4 separate regions of the Homo sapiens genome follow, and regions 2, 3 and 4 are each linked to region 1. The links are chromatin loops, found by intact Hi-C in ENCODE. Cell type or tissue: GM12878. All regions are shown on one strand. Links, peaks and the distances in the headings refer to the core of each region. The heading gives the core; the rest is flanking DNA.

Region 1 (6,020 bases), core at 804-4,803:
TTAATCTTTACAAGTTAAAAAAAAAAACAGGAATGATTTTCTACACTTTATAAATGAAATGGAGGTATCTGACAAGGTTGTACCGCAACTGATGGCAGGTCCAGAATTTTGACACAGCACTGGCGAGTCTTGTCACAAGTGTTTGGCCTTAACTGAGAATTTGCTAAGGTGATTATAAAAATCTTAATGGCATTAGAAACCAGCATCATATTCTATTTTTGACTCCTTTTTTAATTTTTTTTGGAGATGGAGTCGCACTCTGTCGTCCAGTGCCCAGTGGCGCTATCCCGGCTCACTGCAACCTCTGCCTCCCGGGTTCAAGCAATTCTCCTGCCTCCCCAGTAGTTGGGACTACAGGCGCATGCTGCCATGCCCAGCTAATTTTTTGTATTTTAGTAGAGATGGAGTTTCACCATGTTGCCCAGGCGGGTCTCGAACTCCTGATCTCAGGCATTCGACCTGTCTCGGCCTCCCAAAGTGTTAGGATTACAGGCGTGATTGACTCCATTTTAAGGAGATTAGATGCCATTTTTCCAGCGAGTGAGTTTTTTTATGATGTTTGAAAAATAAATGAGACAGTCAAAAATAAATCTGGTAACCATGTAAAGCCTGCATTTTAGTAGCGTTAGTAGCTAGTTCCTGAACACAATAAATTATGAGTTTATCAAAGTAATTCAGATGATAAGGAATAAATCTGCCCTAAAGTGTGATTAGTAGTCAAAGAAAAGAAAAAATAGCCATGTGGTGGAATGCTTTTCAAGTAGATGGATAGAATGCAGTCATCAAATGGATGGCAAAACTGTGTTTCACCTTTCATGTTCTAAGATATTTTTTCTAATGAATTAATAAATTAGAACGTTAACACTTCAAAAGTGGGAGAAGATCTGGCAAGGCTTTTAGCCTCACAAAGCTGATTGATTTATTTACACAAATGTAGTTTGGAAATATTTGGTAATTATTTCAAATTATGTGAAAGGGATGTAATGTTAACATGATGAAATGCTTCATAAAACCCAAGAAATCTCTGATATTTTATTAAACACAATACACCACCATTCCAAATAAATATATAGTAGTTATTAGGGTTAGTAATAAAATCTGATTATTTTTATAATATATGTTGAGTTCTGCCATATCGATTTTGTCTTATTTTTGTTAGGCTATTGAAGTTATACATTACTCACACTGGTTACTGCTTAAATTGGCATATTTATGCCCTTTCTTGTAGTTATGTAATTGGCTTTATTTTTATTATACCATATTCTTGTTGTGAACTTTTCTTTTTGCTGTTGGCTTTATTTTATCATATATTATCCACGAAGGGGCCTTAAATTAGTTCCTTCAGCCTAGAGGGAAAGGGAAACACAGACATTGGCAAAAGCTAAAAATATACATTCCTTTTGTTTTCCGTGTACTTTCTTGTATATTTCTGCATTAGATCTGACTGCCTACTTTGTGCATTTGAAACAGGGGCACACTCTGACAGAAGTAAGCCTTTCAAAATCAATATTGTGAGAAGAGCTGCCAAAATTTGACCAGTAACAGGAATCTTGAAGTCATCAGTTTTTCAGAAGACTGAGGTGGGGCAGTAAATCCAGGGCAGATGTATGAGGTAATGAAAGAAAATTTAAGAATGCACTCACACATTGATGTGAGAACTATTAAGATCCCCTTCTCTCTCTTCTATACCTCAAGTTCGTTATCATGCACTCCAAGCTACCAAATATTCCAGTGTGGTTCTAAAATGAACTTATAAATCCCCCCACAGACTTGATGGCTGTTGTCAGTCACACTTTGCTAAAATAAGTAAATATTTCTGTCTTCTTGTGGTATGTGGGTCCTGTTGATCTTTAGTATCCCTGGCTTTGCTCTTGTCTTTTGTTAGATTGTGTGTGGATTATTATTGGTGGAAATGTCATAGTCTTCTCATTATTTATTGCTTAAAATCATTTAAAAAATATTTTAAGAATAAATTTACCAAAAATACTTTGAGTGTCCTCAGTACTCCCAAAATCCAGGGACTTCCTCTTTTATGACATGCCAAAAATGACCCCTGTCCCCATAATAGACTCAGAAAATCCTGAGTGTCTCAAAAGCTCGTACTTTTGATTTGTGATCTGGATTATTTTCATCTTTCTCTTTGGCCTGAACAGAAGGATGACACATGAAGGTTGGATCCATTAGGCACTCATCTGGGTAAGGGTAAAGTGATGACGGAGGCTGGGTAGGTGCCAGCTTCAGAATTAACAGCAGACAATAGTATCATACTAGAATGTTCTAAGAATAGATTTGGCAATTATATGCCAGGAACCAGTACTTGATGAACTTTGTAACATGTCACATTTTAGATTTTATAATGAATTTTCCCAAGCGTGTTTTTGTCGTTCTCAGTTTTCCCATTATAACAAAGAAGGGGGAGAGTAGCAGGAAAGTAACACACAGGTTTTCCTTTGAGACCAGCAAGAAAGAGGAAACTGGTGAAACTAAGTTCAATGCACAGCCACTTGGGGCCAGAATGAGATACAGAAAATCTACAATGATGATAGGTGACATAACTGTGCTCAGAAAACTGCTGAGAAGATTCTGGGTCAGAAGGAAGAAAAGAAGAACAAAGACTGCTGGGCTGAACCACAAAAGCCGAAGTGAAATTCCCTCACCCTGGCACGTAATTCCATTCCTGTTGCTCCAACATTAATTTCTTTGTTTAATGTGATGGAAAAGCGAGGTCTGCATTTGTATATAAAATTTGCTTAGAGTTAAAATGTCCAAAATTTAGAGGTTTGCAAAACAACAACAGTTCTGGAAGCTTGAAGTCTGAAATCAAGGTATCAGAAGGGCTGTGTACCCTTTGAAGCCACAAACAGGAAACCTTTCTTGCCTCTTTCAGTTTCTGGTAGCTACAGGCATTGCAGGTTATTCCTTGGTTTGTAAATGCTTTGTTGCAATCTCTGCCTCCACTAACATGTGGTGTTCTTCCTGTGTCTTCATCTCTGTGTCTCTTTGTCTTTACATGGCCGTTTTTACAAAGGCACTGGTCATCCTAGTCCCATACGACCTAATCTTAACTAAGTACAACTGCAATGACCCTATTTCATTCTGAGTCACATTCTCAGCTACTGGTGATTAGGTCTTCTACATATCTTTTTTTCTTTTTTTTTGCAGGGGCATAATTCAATGCATAACATGATTCCTCTCCCTGCTGCTTCAGAACTGTAAGTGCTGACAGCCATTTCCTGCTGCTTGCACATGTGTGCTTGATCATTCTGTTGGTTTTCAGTAACCCTGCCTATGTTTTTACATATACTTTCTTCATTCAACTCTCTTGGTTGTTTCTCTTGATCATGCCTTCTGTTTCCTGCCAGGACCCTTACCATGGTAAACTGCTTCCCCCATCTTCCCAAAACTCAGTGTAGCATATATGAAATTGGCCCAGGTAAGATGTCCAAAATTTAGAGGTTTGGGGTTAAAAGATAAAAAAAAAAATATGGATAAGGAGCTAGTCCAAAGTTTTGAAGTGGCAGTATCATTAAAATGAAAAGACAAGACAGAGCTCTTTGATTTCACCTTTGGAAGTTAAGAGGCACATTGCAGTCATCAGATAAGCTGGTGACATCATCAAAGCTAGTTGTAGCAAAATATTATTTTTACTGATGAACCTAGTCTGTTCTTTAGACATCAACTGTAATGGAAACTGACAGGATCTAGGAGAAAGGGTAAAGTCAAAATTTCAAAGCCATTTGTGAATTATAAATAAAGTATAACACTATATATTGAATTGTCACTCCAAATCCCTTGCTCAATGATAAACAGATCTCTACCTGCTTTAAAGTTTAATACTGTATGACCATCATTCACCAAGAGTCAGGTTAAGGAGCTTTAGAAAATGATTACTCGAATGGATGTGCTGACATACATCCATGTTTGTACCCTTTCCTGAGCCCTTTTCACATAATTTTGCTTCTCTTATCTTCACCTTATGAAAGGACCAGTTTAAGATTTCAGAAATGAATTGTTGAGTATCACTTTTAAGTGATGAAAATTATCCATTTGGGATGTGTATCTCTGTTATGAGCAACACAATTTAGAATTGTGATTTTAGCTACCCTCAAAGTGTGTGTACATGTATGCATATGTACATGCACGTGTGTGTGTGTTTATGCGTGAATTTTGCTACAGATTTATCACTAGTCCTTCATATAGAAATCTTCTGCACTAAGTGAAAAAATACCAAAGTCTGTGTGAGAGTAACCTTGAGAATTTGCACTAACTTTCCTTATGCAGAGACCAAATTAGTTCATTATTTCTGCTTAAGGGCCCACACATTTTCATTTTACTTTAATGCATTTCTTAGAATAAATAATGTGAATGTATTCTGACCGAAGTAATTTCTATCAAAAATATCAGAATAACAATGTTAGCAAATGAAATAGTCAGTTTATTCATAGAATTTTAAGTCACTTATTTGCCTCTCTTTTCATCAGTCTCCACCCATAAAAATGAATACTCTGTAATTTCAGTGTCCATTGTGGTCTTTTAAGCACAAGAAACTCTTGTGCTAAATATGATCAGAAGAGAAGGCCACTGGGACTTAAAGAGACCTGGGTTCTAGTCCTAGTTTTGCCTCAAATAATTATAGGCCATGAGAGAAATTGCTTTTTCTGTGAGAGTACCATGTATTTTTCTCATCTGTAGAATATAAACATTTTTCTGAGTAATCTCTTGCTTCTTGTCCAGTTCTGTCAATACACGATTCTATGAAATCTATGAAATCTATGAAATTAGTTCTACGAAATATAGAACTAATAGGAAAAATCTACTATGTCAATGCCACGGATACTTATTTATATATTTTATATATATATAAATAAGTATATTTTTTATATACTTATTTATATATATACTTATTTCATGTCTTGAAATCTGGATAAAAAATGACAAAGACATTTTCCATTAACCTCTTAGGGTGACTATATAAGTGGCCAACACAAATAAAATTCTAGTTCATGTTGTTAGTCTTAATGGTTTCTGTAATTTCCGAGTCTCTAACTCATTTTAAATTATTTTAAAAGTAAGTGTGACGGACATCTAATACTGGAGGCATCTGAGAAACTTTTAGGTAGATGACTTCTAAAATGACTCTGCATTACCCCACCTTCTGATATTCATGTTCCTATACAATCCCTTCTCTTTGCATGTGGGCACAATCTAGTGACTTGTTTCTGATGAACAGAATATGGCAAAAGTGATAAGATATCACTTCCAAGATTAAGTCATAAAAGAAAGTGACTTCCATCTTGGCTTCTGTATTAGTCTGTTTTCACACTGCTGATAAAGACAAACCCAAGACTGGGTAATTTATAAAGAAAAAGAGATTCAATTGCAGTTCCACATGGCTAGGGAGGCCTCACAATCATGGCAGAAGGTGAAAGGCTCATCTTACGTGGTGGCAGCCAATAGAGAATGAGAGCCCAGCAAAAGGGCAAACCCCTTATAAAACCATCAAATCTCATGAGACTTATTCACTACCACGAGAACAGTATGGGGAAAACTGTCCCCATGATTCAATTATTGCCCACCGGGTGCCTCCCACAACAAGTGGGAATTATGGGAGCTACTACTCAAGATGAGATTTGGGTGGAGACACAGCCAAACCATATCAGCTCCCTTGCTCTGTCTTGCTGACCCTTCTCATTTGCTTGCTCTGATGAAGTATGCTGCCATGTCGTGAGCTGCCCTATGGAGAGGCCCATGTAACAAGAAACTTTAGATAACATTTGGCCAATGGCCAGAAAAGAGACAAAGTCCTCAGGTTAATGGCCCATGAGGAAATGAACACTTCCAACAATCATATGAATGGTCATGGAAGCTGGTTCTTCTTCAGTTAAGCTCTGTGATGACAGCAGGCCCAGTCAACACCTTCATTACAACCTGAGAGGACCCCAAAACATCAAGTCCAGTTATGCCACTCTTGAATTACTGAACTACAGACGCGAGAAAATTAATATTGTTGTTTCAAGACA
Region 2 (6,020 bases), core at 1,216-5,215, 410 kb before region 1:
TCCCTTTTCCCAAAAAGGAAAAATTAAGTCAGATTAAAAGTTTCATATTTTATTAGATTAATGTGAAAATTTGGTATAAGACAGTAAAAAATTTGCTGTTTCCCTTTTCAAAACCAAACTTCCAGACCAGAGTAAACACTGTTGTTTTTACTGTATTTTTCTACTCTGATTAAGCTAAGTAACCTTAAACAAGTGACTTAGCTTCTTGGAACCTCAATTTCTTTTATCTGCAAAATGGAGATTACGATCCTCCCCTTCCTCCCATAGTAATTTCAAGGATAAAAGCAATTTTTGATGAAAGAGGTGTTACATATATGGATAGTAACATTCTAGACCTCAGAAATATTATGGTGTAAAACTATACTATTTTCAAATTTTCTTAATCTTTATGTCTCTGGGGGATCATATTCTTAATATTTGACACCAAGACTTCTATTTCCTTTTGAAAAGAACTATAGAGATACCCTCTTCCATTTCATTCAAGTTAAAATATGGTTAATATTAGTAATGATTATAATCCATAGCATATGCGCCTGTTGCCATAAATAACATTTTGAAGGTAAGGGCAAGGATGAGACTGAAAGAACAGAGACATTATATGTTATAATGAAAAGAAGGCCATACTGGGCATCTGAAGTACCAGCTCACTGAGTCTAAGACACCTTATTTCCCCAAACCAGAGGTTCCTGCTATAATCCATTAGTCAAAAGCCATGCTGGTGACTATGATATGTGAAAAAGCAAAAGTGTTATGTTTGAGAACAAAAAAATCTTGTTCTTGGCTAAACTCTAGAATCTTATCATTTCCATTTCATTAATTAAATTTGGCACCTGCAACTCTGTCAGCAATGTAAGATTGTACACAACGCCAAGTGTACCCACACATGGCCTTGAGAATTTCTGCAGCAACTTACTTCCCAATTTTAGATCCCATGTTGATGGATACTTCAGTGCCTTGTTTCAAGCTATTTTCTCATAGATGTATCCACCACAGCCGAAAGGAAGGAATGCTTGCCTCAAATTCTGAGAGCTTCATCCCAGCAGGGTGGGTATTAGCTGTCCTCCCAGCATTTCATTAAAGGAAGACGATAGTGCAGTTAGCTGTCCACCCAACTTTATTGTATAGGCCATTATTTCCTTAGTACCAAAATATCAGTATTGGGAAATGATTCAGCATAGAATTTCTATGTTCAAATTCTGATTCTGCCAGGTACTGTGTAAGCAATTCTCTTCATATATAAAATGGAAATATAATACCTCATGAAGTTGCTTGGAAGATTAAATAAGATAAACACAAACACACACAGTTCCTTGTACATATAATAATAATGATAGTAATAATAATTGTTCATCTTATGAAATATTTTGTACTACTTTACTAGGATGTTATTAGGCTGTTGGCACTTTAGAATATCATCTTTATTAGGAAGACTTTCAAATTCCCTTTCAATGTAAGCTAATGCAGAAGTTTCTAGGGAAAAAATGAGTATTTATGAGAATTGTTTGCCAAAAATACCTCATAAAACAGTATACCACCTTAGTGTTTTTACAACATCTTTAGGTGGTAACTTATACAATTCCCATTTTATAGGTGAGGAAACAGATCCAATGAAGGTACTTAAGGCCATAAGACAACAGACAGAACTATGATAAAAATAACAACAGCAGCAGCATCAATAACAATAACAATAATGATAATCATAATCATAGCAACAACAACTAATATCTTCGGCAAGCTTACTAAGCTCCAGATCTCTTGCTGAAATACATAACACGTATTGTCTAATTGTCTCATTATTTTCCCAAAAGAACAAAAGTAATATTTAGATCAGTGGCTCGCAACCCTGGCTATGCATGAGAATTAACATGAGCACATTCAAAAATATTGATACTCTGCACCCATCCCCAGAGATACTGGTTTAATTGGTCTTTGGTGGTGCACAGATAATGGTATCTATTTTAAAGCTCCCAGGTGATTCTAACTTGCAGCCAGAGTATAAGACTCTTGCTTGGAGAGTTCAAGTAGCCTGTTGAAAATTACTCACATACACAGAGACTTCTCCCAACTTGCCACTGAAAAACTCTTACTCTTAAACTCTCTGTAATGCTAACTCCATATTCTTTCTTTTCACTGTGCCAGTTGCTGTCCCTTCTTTCCCCAGCACATATTGTCTTGGCTTGACTACAGACGTTGGCTTCACACTGAATTCTTTTAACACCTGTTTCCACTCACTTCCCTCCCCATTGGGCACAGAAAGAAGAGAATAATTCCGAGTTTCAGCAGAGTTATTAGCACCTCCTTGTCAGACCGTATCTCACATTTCCTTGCCTATAATATGTCTCTGCTCCTCGACCACAGGGTGCTAGTCTAATACGGAAGCTGGCTGAGAAGAACACGAGGAGTCACAAAACATAAGTGCTAAGTGTTTACGGTGATAGCTATTATTAAGCTGGCTTCTTCTGGAACTGCTACACTTCCCAGCCCACAGTATCAGATAACGCAGAGTTAAGGCTGGGGGTTTTCCCTAGCAGGATCAATGAGACAATCTACTTCCGAGTTACCTGAAGACAGGCACACAAAGATGAATATCACATGTTCTCACTCATATGCAGGAGCTAAAAGAGTTTATCTCACAGAGGTGGAAAGTACAATGAGAGTTACCAGAAGCTGGGAAGGGTGGGAGTTGGGAATGAAGACAGATTGGTTAATGGGTACAAAAAATACAGTTAGATACAAGGAATGAGTCCTGGTGTTCAATAGTGTATGATGACTATCATAAACAATATTGTACTGTGTATTTCAAAATACCTAAAAGAGAAGAAATGCTCTCAACACGAAGAAATGATAAATGTTTGGGGTGATGGATATTCTACATATGCTGATTTGATCACTGTATATTGTATGCATTTTTCAAAGTATCACAGGTACTCCCCCATAAGTATGTACAATTATTATGTATCAATTAAAAAAGAATTGCCTGAAGGTGAGAATTGTTGAAAATGTAGATTTCTGGGATAAATCCAAGTCTTCAAACTTAAAATTCCTGACAGCACTATGTGTCAACAAAATTTGGAGATGATTCTGATAAAAATAAAAATTGATAAGCATCTCTTTCAACAGAGCCTACTTCTAACCCAGCATGAGAAATTAAAACTGTGAGATGACATAAATCAGAATTTCTCAACAGCAACCACGAGGTAGGAGAGGGACAGGACTTACTTCCCAACCCCAACAGGATGAAGTGAATAAACCAGCAGGAGCCAGCAGGTGGCGCAGAAAGCAACCTCTAGTTGCTCTCATTGCTCATTAGCATAAGACACACCCACCAGCGCCACGACCAACGCCATGGCAAAGACCCGGAAGTTACCGCCTCTTTGTATGGCAAGAGCTCAGAAGTTACCACACATTTTCTAGAGATTTATGAATAATCTACCTCTTAATTTGCATGTAATTAAAAGTGGGACTAAATACAGCTAGACAGGAGTCCACAAGTGTTCACTCTGAGCACACTGCCTATGGGTCAGCCCTGCTCCGGAAGGAGCAGTACCAGTTCAATAAAAGCTTCTATCTTTTACTTCTGACTCAGTCTTGAATTCTTTCCTGATCAAATCCAAGAACCCCCCTCTGATAAACCCCAAAGTTGGGGGCTCACCTACCCTGCATCAACACTACTGATATTTTGGACAGGACAATTTTTTGGCATGAGGGATGATAGCTATGCACATTGTAGGATTATGGGCAATGTACCTGGCCACATTAGAGGTTAATAGCATCTCCCTAGTCATCACAATCAGAAATAGTGTGATGGGAAAGGCAAAACTGCCTCCTGTTGAGAACAACTAACATAGATGAAAAGAGGGATTCATGATGTCCCTGAGCATTCAGGACCAGTTCTATTCCGTAATGATTCTTCCTAAGACCAATTTTTCACTTTCTTGCACATTCTGCACACAGATTATTACATTCATTGTTAATTATATTATGCAATTGATTGGATGTCCACTATATATGCCAGGAGCATGACTAGGTTATTAATACCTATTATCTCCTTTATCTCCCCTGCTCTTAAATGTAGTACACCGGTCTAACACTGCAGGTTGTAGTCCAGGACTGCCTAGGTTTCTCCAATACTTTACAGCTACGCAATCTGGAGAATGGTTACTATGTCTCAGTTTCAACAACAACAACAACAAAATTGGGTAATAATAGTATCGTATTAGTCTGTTTTCACACTTCTATAAGGAAATATCCAAGCCTGGGTATTTATAAAGGAAAGAAGTTTAATTGACTCACAATTCCACATGGCTGGGGAGGCTTCAGGAAACTAATAATCATGGTGGAAGGTGAAGGGGAAGCAAGGACTTTCTTCACATGGCGGCAGAATAGAGAAGAGAGAGCGAAGTGGGAAAAGCCCTTTCTAAAACCACCAGATCTCATGAGACTTCACTCACTCTCGTGAGAACAGAATTGGGGAAACTGCTCCCATGATCCAATAACCTCCCACCAGGTTCCTCCCTTGACATGTGAGGATAACAAATTAAGATAAAATTTGGTTGGGGACACAGCCAGACCATATCAAGTATCTACCTCAGATGTGTAAATTACAAGTAAGGTGCTTATTACCGTGGCTAATACATAAAAACAACTAATGTTTACTGAACTCTAACGGTTATATTAATTCCATTTGACAGATGAAAGGACAGTTGTGCTTATGGATAAAGTAACTTGCCCCAGGTCATAGAGCTAAAAAGTCTCAGAGCTTGGATTCAAATACAGAACTATCTGATTTAAATGTCTCATTATTTTTCACAATACAACAGTACATAAATTGCTAGACAGCATGTTACTGCCCGTCTCCATGTCCTTTTTAAATTGTGTTTCTTTTGAATCCTCAACCCCTTATTCTTGGCAATAATGACTCCCTAGTTTGGTCCAGACTAACAATGTTTGCATGATATTTTAAAACACTAAAAAATGCAGTACTTAACAAATTATCAGTAAATACATTAAGTTCTAATGGAATCTGCCATTTATTGGAATGAAATAATTTGACTAATTTGTTGTAGCAAGATGCTCTAGGAAAACTTCTAGAAAACTGGAGAAAAATTGGGTTCTAGTGTGGCTTGGACATTAACAATCTGAGTCCCAGAGGTCTGGAGACAACCTGCCGAAGTTCTCTGTCTCTTGGCATTTCCGATTTCATGTTGTCTCAGTGAATTTTGACTCTTTTAAATGTATCCTGTATGCAGTGTGTGCTCAACAAACATCTTTAGAAAGGATGAATAAATGACTTGATTACAAACCCATGATATTTTCCACAGCAGATCTTCAAAAGATGACAATATTTGTTTTCTCATTCCAGCATGTTCGCACTCAAATATTTTGGCATCCAAGCATAAATCATTGAGAAAAAGACCCTTTTAATATTTTTGTACCATAGTATCCAAATTCTAGTTAGAAAAGAATTTTCTCTTGTTTAAAACGACAAATTTCAAAGCACTTTATTTTTGCAGGGTTCATTTGGTTTCACTGTGGAACAGAAAAATAGGACTCATTCCAGAAGATAAATAAATTTGGTGACTTTAAGGTTTGGAATTTATTGTTTTACCTCCTGGGGAAATACAGCAAACAACGACACACATTATTCTGTCTGAATAATTTGTTTGCCCTATGAAATCCCCAGTCAACAATTAATATTGCAGGTTCTTTGAGAGTTTAATGTATTTATAGATAATTTGTAAGTACTGAATTTTTAAGTGGTTTCAAATATCCAAGTAAGCAATGTGAGCCTGGAATAATCTGCATGTTCATTTGCTAAACAATTTATGATAGAAAACATTGCTACATTCTGATTCCATGTTTTTATTTTATTATTTAGGTTTCTAAATCGCTGTTCCACATAATAGAGAAAATTCAACCTGTTAATTTCAGTAAATCTCTAAGGAATTATAAAAATAGTTACCAATTATGGGAAAAATATTTTCTGATTAATCAGCACTTGATGAAAAGGACCATTAGCT
Region 3 (6,020 bases), core at 892-4,891, 54 kb after region 1:
CTGTCTTATGCGGTTGAAGATAAGGGATGAAGTATGCCCTGGTCTCCTGCAACACGCTCAGGCTTGCTAGGATTAGGAAATTCCAGCCTGGCAAATTCTAGTCAAACCCTTTGTCTGCTCTGGAACCCAGTTTCCTGTTAAGATGTTTATCGATGACAATGCGTGCCCAGCGGGACATGGAACCTCATCAGTAGTTCTAATTTTGCCCTGGCCTTGTGATCTTGTTCTGCCATTTGCCTGGTGATCTTTTATTGCCCTAGGAAGCATGTGATCTCTGTGACCCACTCCCTATTCATACCCCTCTCGCCTTTTGAAATCCCTAATAAAAACTTGCTGGTTTTGCAGCTCAGGTGGGCATCACGGAACCTACCAATAGGTGATGTCACCCCTGGAGTCCCAGCCATAAAATTTCTCTCTTTTGTACTCTTTCTCTTTATTTCTCAGACCGGCCGACACTTAGGGAAAATAGAAAAGAACCTAAGTTGAAATATTGGGGGCTGGTTCCCCCAATAATTGTTATAGTTATTCAATTATGCAACAGAATAATGATAACTTTATGTCTGTTGACCAACCTTTTCCCATCATTCCTACCCTCTACTTTTCCCAACCTCTGGTAATTACCATTCAACTCTCTACTTTTATGAAGTCAACTATTTGAGATTCCACATATGAGTGAGGTTATATAGTATTTGTCTCTTTGTGTCTGACTTATTTTACATAACATAATGTTCTCCAGAATCATCCACATTGTTCTGACAAGATTTCATCTTTTTTAATGGCTGAATAGTATTGATTGTGAATATATGCCACATTTTTTGAGTCACCTATTGGGTGATGGAGACTTCTGTTGATTCCATATCTTGACTATTATAAATACAGCTGAAATAAACATGGGGGTGAAGATATCTCCTTGACAAGCTGATTTTATTTTCTTTAAATATATACCATTAATAAGGTTTTGACATTACTCTAGACATTTACATTGCTTCTTTTTTTTTGTCATTGTAAATAACTCTGACTAACTAAAGAGCAAAGGTTAGAGCTCACTTTATTATCATCTTCCTGGAAGTCAGTGAAAGGAGAGAAACCGAATTATGTTAGTCTTGTTTGTTAAGGAAAAAAAAAAATAAAAGTGACAAATCCATTAAGAAGAAAATAATTTCCCCAGACTTGAATATTGAAAGAAACTTACGGGATGAATCTGCATAGAAAAGAAAAGTACCACATACAAGTGATGTCTTCAGAAGAAGTTTCATTAATTTTACTGAAAAGGTGAAGAAAATTTAAGTGCTTAACTTTTTTTCCTCTTGCCGAGATCATAGTGCTGTAAGGACTACAAAAAATTGACCAATAATTATTTCTAAAAGCAAGTCATCAAAAATCTTACAGTATTTGAATGTAGTCTGTTATTCTGTACCACACAACTCTGTACAGATAAGCTTAAAGCTTTTAAAAGGAAGATGATAACAAATGAGTGATTACGGCCTTGGAATAAGCCTTGGCTAGAAATTGGATTTTGTATCCTCTGCCAACAGCCTCATAAACATCAAATATGTGTTCATATTCCTTATGCGTTTTCATAGTACCAACAGCGGGGAAAACAGCCCAAAGAAATGGAATGAACCAGCAGAAAGCAAACAAACAATAAGAATTTTTTTCACCTTTGCTATAATAACAAACTTTGTTATAATTTTGAAGACACCATGCAGTTGGGATTTGTTGCAAGCACAAGTTTCTTGAACAGTATTTTCACCACAGAGGACAAATGAGCTGTTTATGAAGTAGAAAAATTAGGGAGACATTTTTATATTGCAAAAATCTACTTTTCTTGTCAGGGTTTTTCTTGGTAATGGTTGTTTCTGATTAACTCAAGAGTAAGGGAAATGTATTAGGCAGATATGGGATAGACCACACAATCTAGATGGCCAGAGAGTCAGTCTTGGGAAGTGGATAATAGTCAGAGAAGGCTTGATGATCAGATAACAGCCAAAGCCATGCTTTGGGAAAGGACTAATTGCCACCCCCTCTAGTGCCACCATGGTAGCACAGACCCTGCTACCCTAGACAGTGAGGTTGCTTCTGTCCTTTCCAGAACAATTCAGCTCCCTGCTCTTTTGGGTCACCCCTTTCAGACTCAAAGTCTTGGGCAGAAACGCTTAATCTCTTAAACGTAGGTTTCATGCTTATTTTCTGGCTACTAAGAATCACGGTAAAAAGCAAATGTTTGGGCATTTTTGGCTTCTATACTAGAAGTTAGTTGTGTTTGCCAGGAAGGAAGGAAGGAAGGACGGGAGGGAAGGAGGGAGGGAGGGACAGAGGCAGGGAGGGAGGAAGAGAAAGAGAGAACACAAATTTTAAAAAAGTTAAAAAAATGTTTAAATACCACGTACCAAAAGATGAGTTGGTGAGGATAAATGCCCACTGTAGTTAAGAGACTGAGTTTCCGAGAAGCTTTCCTAGTTGGCCCAAATTCCTGCTCTAAGCTACCTCCCTACCCTGCACTCTCTCCAATAGAGTCTCTAGAGTCTCTCCACATGGTCTCTAGAGTGACACTTCATGGGTCTGTTTCTTGGGCCAAGACAGCAAACTTCAAAGGTGGGGAGGAAGGACTTCATTTGTAGGCAATATAGTATAGGGTAAAGAACATGCATACTGATTAAGACAGCACAGAAATTTGAGGAAGTCTCTCTATCTCACTGAATCACAGTTTGCTCATCATCAGTTTCAGTGGTGACACTAACACTTCCTTTACTGTTCTAAAGTACTCACTGTCTGAAGAGGAACAGTACAATACTGAAGCTTTTTAATTGAATAAGCCAGGCATTATTGTGGCTCTCAAGTTTTATTGTCAGTTCTGTGGTTTATGTAATCTCTTTACAATACCTTTTTTTTTTCACTTAAATAAAACTGGCGTTTCTGTTATTTTTATTGTCATTGTTTTTGTTGTTTTTATTTGCAATCAAGCTACTCAGGGCAGATATGCCCCCTCCCTTTCATTTATTATTGAAAATCAAATCATCTTTGAAGATGGCTTCATCATATCTTTTCCATGAAACCCCTTCTCTTTCAGATATAATTACTGAGATCTTACATTTGTTAGCTTTATATCTTATTCAAACCTCTGTCACAATAACTTTAACACTTCTTTGCATTCTATTTATTTTCACGTCTGAGTTCCTTAAGAGCAAAACTCTGACCCACTTTTATATTCTCAACATCTAGCTTAGGCTCTGGCAAATAGGCTGTGCATAAATGCTTACTGAACCAATGGGAAGTTATGAATTTATATGTCACCCGTGCCTAGCATAGTGCTTGGCACTTAGATGGTGTCAAGGACTGTTCCCTGAATAAAGGGAGAAAGCTCTGCTTAATTGAGCTAACAGTCATCCTCACCTTTCTGTGAAACATGCATAGATGTTTGCAATCCATTGCTTTAACTAGTTGACTGAAATAACTGTTTATCCTTGGTGTCTTTAGGTAATCATACATTTCTTGGATACAGTGAATACATTTTAAGTCCTGGGTCCACCCTGAAAAGCATAATACATCCTGTGGTGTTGCTATACATGGTAATTGAATCTAATTTAATAAGTGTCAGAATTCGAACATCATGTATTTTCTATCCTAGAGAATTAAACATATACCACAGAAGAAACAAAAATCTCTCCTTGCGAGCCCATAATTCCTGCTTTATGCTATAAAGGCAAGATTTGCCAATTACAAAGCATCACATTGCAGCAGCATTGTCTTTTTTTCAAACTAATACAAATGTCTTTATCACTATTGAAATGCTAAAAAGTACTTTTAAAATGAATATTTGTAAGAAAACATCAAGCTTTGAGATAAAAAAGAGGAATGGAAATCTATAGCATTTCACAAATAGACTCGACATAATTTTAACCACAGACTAAAATAATTGAGTTAGGAAGTTTTGCTATTTTTCTTATCAAGGCCATATTCTAGAAAACAAAGTTATTAAATATAAAAATCATCATTCAATAATATAGAGAAAATATAACACATGCTTTTATATATTCTAAGAAAATTTTAACAATAAAAAACTGAAAAGAAATTATTTTCACAAGAATAATTTTCAAAGATTGCTTTAGTTTCACACTGTTAGACATATACAGAGAAGAATGAAGCCATCTAATACATTCAGACCTCAAAGGTGGATACTTGTGTTTCACAAATAAGCAGTTCATTTAGAATTGATCCAAAACCATCGAATATATGTCATATTTGATGTTTCAATTGCTCACTTAAAATAAAAATTGGAAAATATAATAATTCTTTGACTTTAGTTCACACCTGCCATTATTGGGTGACATTTTAAATTATATATTTGTCATTCTTTTCCTTGCCTTTTGTTGCATAAATATAAATAGATTAAGCTATGTAAAGAGAATACATTTTAAATCTTAGGTATTTTCTTTGAGGAGATTTCCATATTTGTCATTTCATTTTAATTTTTAGTAATAGCAGTTATGAATAAAACATTTAAAAATACATAGGACATACAATTTCAATTCTGTCTCAATCTCTCTCTCTTCCTCCTCCCTACCTCATCCCAATACAGTCATTTCCCAGGTTGTCAAAAGATGGATGGCTTCCAGGGTTAGTTTGTCATAAACGGTAAGATCAAACCAATAGGAAAAAAAAATACAATAAACTTGTGCACCGAGCCAGGTGATGCAAAAGTCAGCCGCAGTTTCTCCAATGTAATCTGACAGAACTCATTTATCTCCTTGCTGAGCTGGCCATGCTATCACATGGCATGACTTTCCACCATGTTCCTACCTCTGGCCCAGACGCCCACCTGCTGAGGGAGCCAAGGAGGCTAGAGAACATCCAGATGTATTCCAAAATGAACTTGACTTTTAGGAGCTTCTAAAAAAGAAGGCTTCTCTGCTCCTATCTCTGCCAAAGAGCTGTCATTTTATTGGAAAGTTAAATCTGTCACAAGGAAAGAAAATTTCACCATAGCCTGTTTAAATAAGTTAGGGAGTAGAATCTTCTCCCCATTGCTTTTTCCACAGCAAGCAAATGTATCAATCATTTTATTCTCTAAAATAACAATTTATTATCCATGCAGGAGGCCTTAGATTCAATCTGCACAGTGTTCTGAGTGTCGCATCAGATACGAAGTTCTGTCATCAGTCTTTATTAGGGCAATCACTCTGCACTTGTCATCAGTTTTTAATAATAAAACTATTACCTCAATAATTATTTATGACAAGAAGTCTGCCATTGGCATTATGAATAAATATTGATAAATTGCTTGGTTAATAAACTAGTACTTTTTAAGTGGCTTGGAGAATATGAAAATGAGAGTGGTATTATTACAATGAATTATTACAAGAAATTGTGAAATGTTTATCTTTTATTGAAAAGATTACATTTGCCCAACAGGAATTCCAGGAAAAGAACATGGGAAATCTAATTGATAAAAGAACAAAGATTCAATATGAAACATTGATATAATACACACATATAATATAAACATACTATATATGTGTGTGTGTGTATATATATATCTATATAAAATAAATTAAAGATTTGGAAACTATATAAAAAACTTTTTTTTTTTTTGAGACAGAGTCTCACTCTGTTGCCCAGGCTGGAGTGCAGTGGCATGATCTTAGCTCACTGCACCCCTGCCTCCTGGGTTCAAGCAATTCTCCTTCCTCAGCCTCTCGAGTAGCTGGGATTACAGAGCCTGCCACAACGCCTGGCTGATTTTTGTATTTTTAGTTAGAGATAGAGTTTCGCCATTTTGGCCAGGCTGGTTTTGAACTCCTGACGTCAGGTGATCCGCCTCCTAAAGTGCTGGGATTACAGGCATGAGCCACTGCACCCGGCCAAAACTTTTTTTTTTTTAGTTGAGATCAGCTCCTAAGAGCCACATTCTTTTTAAGTGCCTTTTATGACAGGCTAGACACACGAATTTGAAATGGGAGTCTGAAATAGCATTAAATCTCATCCTCTGATGAGTTGCTGGGAAAACATGGATATAATCT
Region 4 (6,020 bases), core at 712-4,711, 230 kb after region 1:
CAACAAATGCGTCTGTGAACTAATTATATCTTTATGCCTCATTGATTAGTATGTGCAGAGCTGGGCCGAGAGAATGTCTGGAGCTAATTTGTATGTTGTAACTTTAAATTCTTTTCTAAAGAGCCTTGTATAAACAGTAATGGTTGCCTTTTCAGAACATGCTTTAATTTAAATTCTAATATAATTTAAATATGTTATCCTCCACCACCCTGCCACTTCTCCAGACCTTCACTCTCCCTCACACCATCCAATCTTTATTATTGTTGGACACATGATGACACTCTCAATCTCAAGAAATTGATAACCTTTTTATTCAAAATTAAATTAGAAAACCATAGAAAATTCTATGTAGTTGAAACAATTCCTCATTACAAAATGAGGAGGTCATTGGAGACAACGCAATCTAGAAACAATGGAACCAGTCCTCGGTCTTTACAATGCAGTAGGACCAAAAGGTGCTTAGATCATAGGTATTTTGATAGGACTATGATTGGAAGGGTATAAATGTTTTCTCTTGGTGGTGATGGGAGGATGTTTTTTAGATTTTAGGGGGTGAAGAGCAACTAATGTATGAACTATTATTATATGTCAGATATTGTGCCCACATTTTATTTATATTATTCAAATTAATTAATCCTCAAAAAAGTTATCAGAAGTTTTATTAGGGCCTGGTGCAATGGCGCATGCCTATAATCCCAGCACTTTGGGAGGCCAAGGCAGGTGGATCCCTTGAGTCCAGGAGTTTGGAACCAGCCTGAGCAACATAGCCAAACCTCATCTCTACAAAAAATACAAAAATTAGCTGAGCATGGTGGCACGTGCCTTTAGTCTCAGCTACTTGGGAGGCTGAGGCAGGAGGATCATTTGAGCTTGGGATGCGGCGGTTTCAGTGAGCCGAGACAGCGCCATTACATTCTAGCATGGCCAAGAGAGGGAGACAAGAACCTGTCTGAAAAAAAAAAAAGGTTTATTAAATTATTATTACTTCCTATTGACAAGGAAACTTAGGTTTGTAAATAGTACGAAGTACCTGTGGTAAGAAAGGAAAAGAAGTGGGCTGCTGAAGGCTGAGAAACAAGGATCTTTTACCAGGAACTGATGGAAATTTCCTTGGGGCACGATATTCAGAATGATTAGCCCCTCCCCACTTAATTTGAGTCTGTAAGTCCTACTTGTGAAAATATAATTATTTGAGAAGAATATTTGATTGGACTAACTGAAGCCACCTGCCAACATTGGTCAGGTTGGGTTGGATTACCTTAATTGACAGCCCCGAAGACGGTAACAAATGAGGGAAGGGAAAAACACAAAAGAGCAAAAGAATAAAAATCATATTCTAAATGAGACCTCTGAACAGCTACTAATAATTTATATAAGATGGTACCCATTATAATTTTTGGATGAAGTAGAAAAACTCTCAGGTGATTGTCTGTTTTATTATATGTTATCAAAACGACTTCTCTTTTCTCCAGCCACAGATAAATTTTAATGTTTCTTTCACTCTGTCATCCTAAGACCAATATCGTATACAGAGATATGGGAAAACTGTCCTTTCAACGAATAATATGCGTTGCTGTCTATGTTTAACAATTACAATGACAACAAAAAGCACAGAACCCAGGTCCACTGGGGCTCTGGATTACAGCAACTGCTTTTTGCTATATTGCAGATTAAATTGGTGCCTTTAAGGAGGTCACTTAGTCACCTTCAAACCTCTATTTCCTCACCCATAAAATGAAAGTTATAATAGCCCTTTACTCAGTACCGGCAGAGGAGCCAATGCATGTGAAGCAATTAGCACTTTGCCTAATACATAACGTCCCACTGGTATCTATAAAACTATTTGGACGGCACGAAAGAAAGCAAGGCACTCAATCTTGGGGAAACCTCAGCTCAATACATTGATCCAAATTAAGCAATGATTTGGGCTGAAGATCAATATTTTAAACAAAAACTCAGAGTACTTTATTTCTTTTTACTCCTGTGTCTATTGCATAAAAGTCTTGTGAATTAGTATAAGACTATCAGCATTCATATCATTTCAGCCAAGGCATAGTCAAAATGTCAAAGCCTCTGTTTAATTGTATATATAGCCTGTTAAGTAAAGAAAGCAGTGCCAGGTATCATTAATAGCCATCAAGGAAGGAAAAGGTTGTTACAAACTAACATCCCCAGGGAAACATGCTGTAAAATAGAGTGTCAAGCAGCTGTATAAATAATCTATATTAACTACATCTTCACCTAAGTCAGAGAGAAGCCCAACCTTATTGTAAATTACGTCAAAAAACCCCATCCCAAAACAGAAAGGCTATAATTGCTTCTCATGTGCTAATATATTATTAGATATTAATTTGTCAAGTTTAGGGTGGAGTAATAATTTAAATGGGTGAGAAAAACAGTTACCTTGCTTAATTAAAATGGATAATAAATATTCCCTGAAAACAGTCTGACCCTCTTTCTTTGTTCACTGTTTTCATTCTAAAATCCCTCCAAAATCCAAGATCCTGCATTGTGTCAGTTAGAAATGGTGATCTCTGGTGATCTCAGTAACATTATACAAATTCTTTCTGAAAGGAATGGGCCTATCCTCAGAAACATCCCAGATCAGTGTTTGGGAAAAATGAAATTTTGTTATCAAGATGTATCTAAATCTGACACTGAAATTTGCACCTTTTTGGAAAGGTTTCTTGTTCTATTTGGGTTGAAAAATCAGTTTTCATGTTGAATAATAATGTTGAAAAGAGCAAACTCTGGTAAAAGAGAGACCTGGAAGTACACTGTTAAACTGCTTCCAATAATGAGAGAAATACAGAAGCACTTTGAGACTTTTAAGTCTTTCTCCTCTCCTCCACCGTTAAATCTCCAAAGTGCCTAAAAGTGTTAGATCTCTTGAACATTGTGAATGTAAATGGTCGTTGAAGATTGGAGAGGTAGAAACTTTTTTTTTTTCTCTGCTGAGTAATTATGTCAGTGGGGAAGTTCAGAAATGCAAATAAACCTCTCTCCTGCTTATATGTGTCTGTTTCTGTGTGCACAGTATTTTTACCTATAACCCTTGCAACAAGGTCTAGCATTTCCCAAAACAAGAATATTACTCTCAATTTGTTTCAGACGTGGTATAATATTTTCGGTTGTTTGAAAAAACTGTCACTTGGGCTGCAGTTTCTTTCTAGTATCAGTGATATGGAGAAACGTTCTGTCAACAAATAATATACATTGCTGTCTATGTTTAACAACAATGAAAATCACAACAGAAAGCACAGGAGCCAGCTTCAATTATTAGAGAAAACTATTGATTGAACAGAAGTCACCTAAAAATACACTTGGTTATTTAAGGAATGAAAGGTATCGTCACCTCTTTGAGTAGCTAGAAAACAGTACTATTTCCTATGTATGGCCTTACATATGTAAATGAGTAATTACATATGGTTTTAGGAACAAAATCACCTCAACCTAAAAAGGAACATTTTTCTACCTTGATATTGTCAAAACTTGTTCCCAGTCTCATTGATGTATTTTAATTCAATTTAACACAATACATCTAATATAACTCATTTTTAAGATTAATAATATTTCCTCCCCAAATTGTTAACTTTAAGTTTACTTTTTATTCTTCATGGCATCTGACAACATGCCTCTTAAAAATGATTACAACACCTTTCCAGAATCCCTGACAATAAAGTAAAAAATAACATTATGGCACCATCTAGTGACCTATTTTTCTTTTTCTTTTTCTTTTTTGATATTCAGCTCAAAAGCACATATTTCTATTGATTATGTAAAGCTAGGTGTATATGTAGCAAATGGGCAGCTAGAAATAATTTCTTTATACTATTACCCATGGATGAATCAAATTGATCTCAATGAAATAAAATTTCAAAAATAATTTCCTACCTTGTACAGTAGAAAGTGTTTTATAAGCAGGTTGATGATTTTGGACCTAACCTAGTTCTGCTAGATAAAAGTGAAATTATTGTAGGTGATGAAACAGGTAATGAAATTACTATACACTCATATTTTGAACTGAGTAAGACAAATCTATTTCTAGAACATGTTTTCATAAACAAATGAACTTTTTCTGTGTATAACAACATTGAAAAAGCTGATTTTCTCATACAAGTAATCATGATAACTTACGTGACAGCATCACAAAACCTGAAAATTTTGGTAAAAGAAAATAAATACCTCTTATACTACCAGATATAAATATTAATTTATTACATAGCTATGCATTCTCATTGTCAATAGCTGTGATAGTTAATACTGTCAACTTGATTGGATTAAAGGATATGAAGTACTGATCCTGGGTGTGTCTGTGAGGGTGTTGCCAAAAGAGATTAACATTTGAGTCAGTGGGCTGGGCAAGTCAGACCCACCCTTAATCTGGTGGACACAATCTAATCAACTCCTAACGAATATAAAGCAGGCAGAAAAACGTGAAAAAGAGAGACTGGCCTAGCCTTCCAGGCTGCGTCTTTCTCCTGTGCTGGATGCTTCCTGCCCTCCAACATCGGATGCCAAGTTCTTCAGGTTTGGGACTGGGACTGGCTCTCCTTGCTCCTCAGCTTGCAGACAGTCTATTATGGGACCTTGTGAACGTATAAGTTAATACTTAATAAACTCCTCTTTATATATATATATATATACACACGTATATATATGTATACGTATATATATATATATATATATAATATCTCCTATTACTTCTGTCCCTCTAGAGAACCCTAATATGATAGGTACGTATTGTTTAACATTATAATATGCAAATTAAGTTATGACTTATTTTTAGAATTCATAGATGTCTCATGACTTATCAATTCATTATAATTCTAAGATTGAATCTTAAATAGGAATGTATTGCATTTGTGTGTGTGTGTGTGTGTGTGTGTGTGTGTGTGTAAAAATTTGAGTTATCAGTGTATCAACTTACCTTCCTCTTTGAAATGTAGTGCTTTCTGTTTGCAGCGGGAAGTAGAATTTACAAAATGGAACTTGCTAAAATCATGCTTAAAACTAGAGCCTTTAGACTATGAAAGAGTCTAAGTAGATTCTGCTATGAATAAACCAAATATGTAGGGTTGCTTCTGTAACATGAAAGACATCTAAGAAGAAATTCTCACTGAGGATACTGAATTTTATACTTTTCCCAACTTTGACATCAGAATTTGATTATAACAGTGAAGCAGTGTCTATCAGGAACAATTAATCTATTTAAAATAAAACTCCAAAATAAAAATAAAATTGTAGGATTTTTTTTAAATCCATAAGTTTATAAAAATAGTTTTTAAAAAGTTAGGAATGATTGATTCTAGACTTTGTAAAAAAAATCCTGTATGTTTTTCTGTTGTATTCATTAATATAAATAAGTATAAATGCTCATTAGTGGTTTCTGATACTTATCTCCAGTCTCTTTTTCTATGGAACTGGCAGTACCCTTCACCAGTGTGGAAAAGGGAGTGGTTCTGTGAGATAAGAGAATTAATTTATCTTCTTGTCAGTGCAGACCATGCCACTCACCATCTGCACTGGGCCTGCTTCATGATCTTTATTCTGAACCGCAGAATGTACTTACTCAAGTATAATCTTTAAGTAACTAATCCTATCAATTGATGTCCATGGAAGACCTCACAAATGTCTATATTCTCTTCAAATCCCTGGTTGCTGAGTTTATAAGTTAATTCTGGGAATGTCTTTGTGACTTGACTCTTTGCATCTGCGTGTCACTGAAGGTGAGATTCCCTTCTATAATCACAAAGATATTGGTGCTGAAGAGAGAACTGCTTCAAACCCTATTTAAGATGAACAGTAATATATTAGTCCAATATTTTAAAAATTATAGAAGACGATACCATTTCCAGTATGGCTCCATTCGAGTCCTTTCAGAATCAGTGTTATAGTAGTGGGTAATGCGTAATCATTTTGGGTTCCCATCTGTCTAGAAGTTTTGATATTTCTTCAGCGCACTGAGTACCTTCTAATTTCATTCTGATCTTCAAATATGTAATTGTTGGGTTTTGGTT

The links. A loop is a pair of places that touch in the nucleus more often than their neighbours do. Peaks named below come from ENCODE experiments on the same cell type or tissue, not always from the same donor. Only the 100,000 strongest peaks of a DNase experiment are listed, where the experiment ranks them.
Region 2: it touches region 1 in a loop (8-fold over the local background); 1 of 110 quality-filtered maps calls a loop at or near these places.
Region 3: a loop joins it to region 1, with 2.3 times the contacts of the local background. A loop is called at or near these places in 1 of 110 quality-filtered maps.
Region 4: a loop joins it to region 1, with 1.8 times the contacts of the local background. A loop is called at or near these places in 1 of 110 quality-filtered maps.

What each region holds. Positions count from the first base shown.
Region 1 is chr16:62,636,493-62,642,512 of GRCh38, forward strand. No RefSeq gene overlaps it. Among named protein-coding and RNA genes, the nearest start is that of CDH8, 600 kb to the left of the region's middle. In GM12878, for the core only: a CTCF peak has its summit at 2,512; a DNase peak (open chromatin) is centred at 2,829; H3K4me3 peaks cover 841 bases; H3K27ac peaks cover 2,292 bases.
Region 2 is chr16:62,222,597-62,228,616 of GRCh38, forward strand. No RefSeq gene overlaps it. Among named protein-coding and RNA genes, the nearest start is that of CDH8, 190 kb to the left of the region's middle. In GM12878, for the core only: a CTCF peak has its summit at 3,258 (motif pointing right); a DNase peak (open chromatin) is centred at 3,295.
Region 3 is chr16:62,690,171-62,696,190 of GRCh38, forward strand. No RefSeq gene overlaps it. Among named protein-coding and RNA genes, the nearest start is that of CDH8, 660 kb to the left of the region's middle. In GM12878, for the core only: no CTCF peak of the experiment used is centred there; a DNase peak (open chromatin) is centred at 2,711.
Region 4 is chr16:62,867,049-62,873,068 of GRCh38, forward strand. No RefSeq gene overlaps it. Among named protein-coding and RNA genes, the nearest start is that of CDH8, 830 kb to the left of the region's middle. RefSeq lists an enhancer at 3,069-3,228. In GM12878, for the core only: no CTCF peak of the experiment used is centred there; a DNase peak (open chromatin) is centred at 3,093.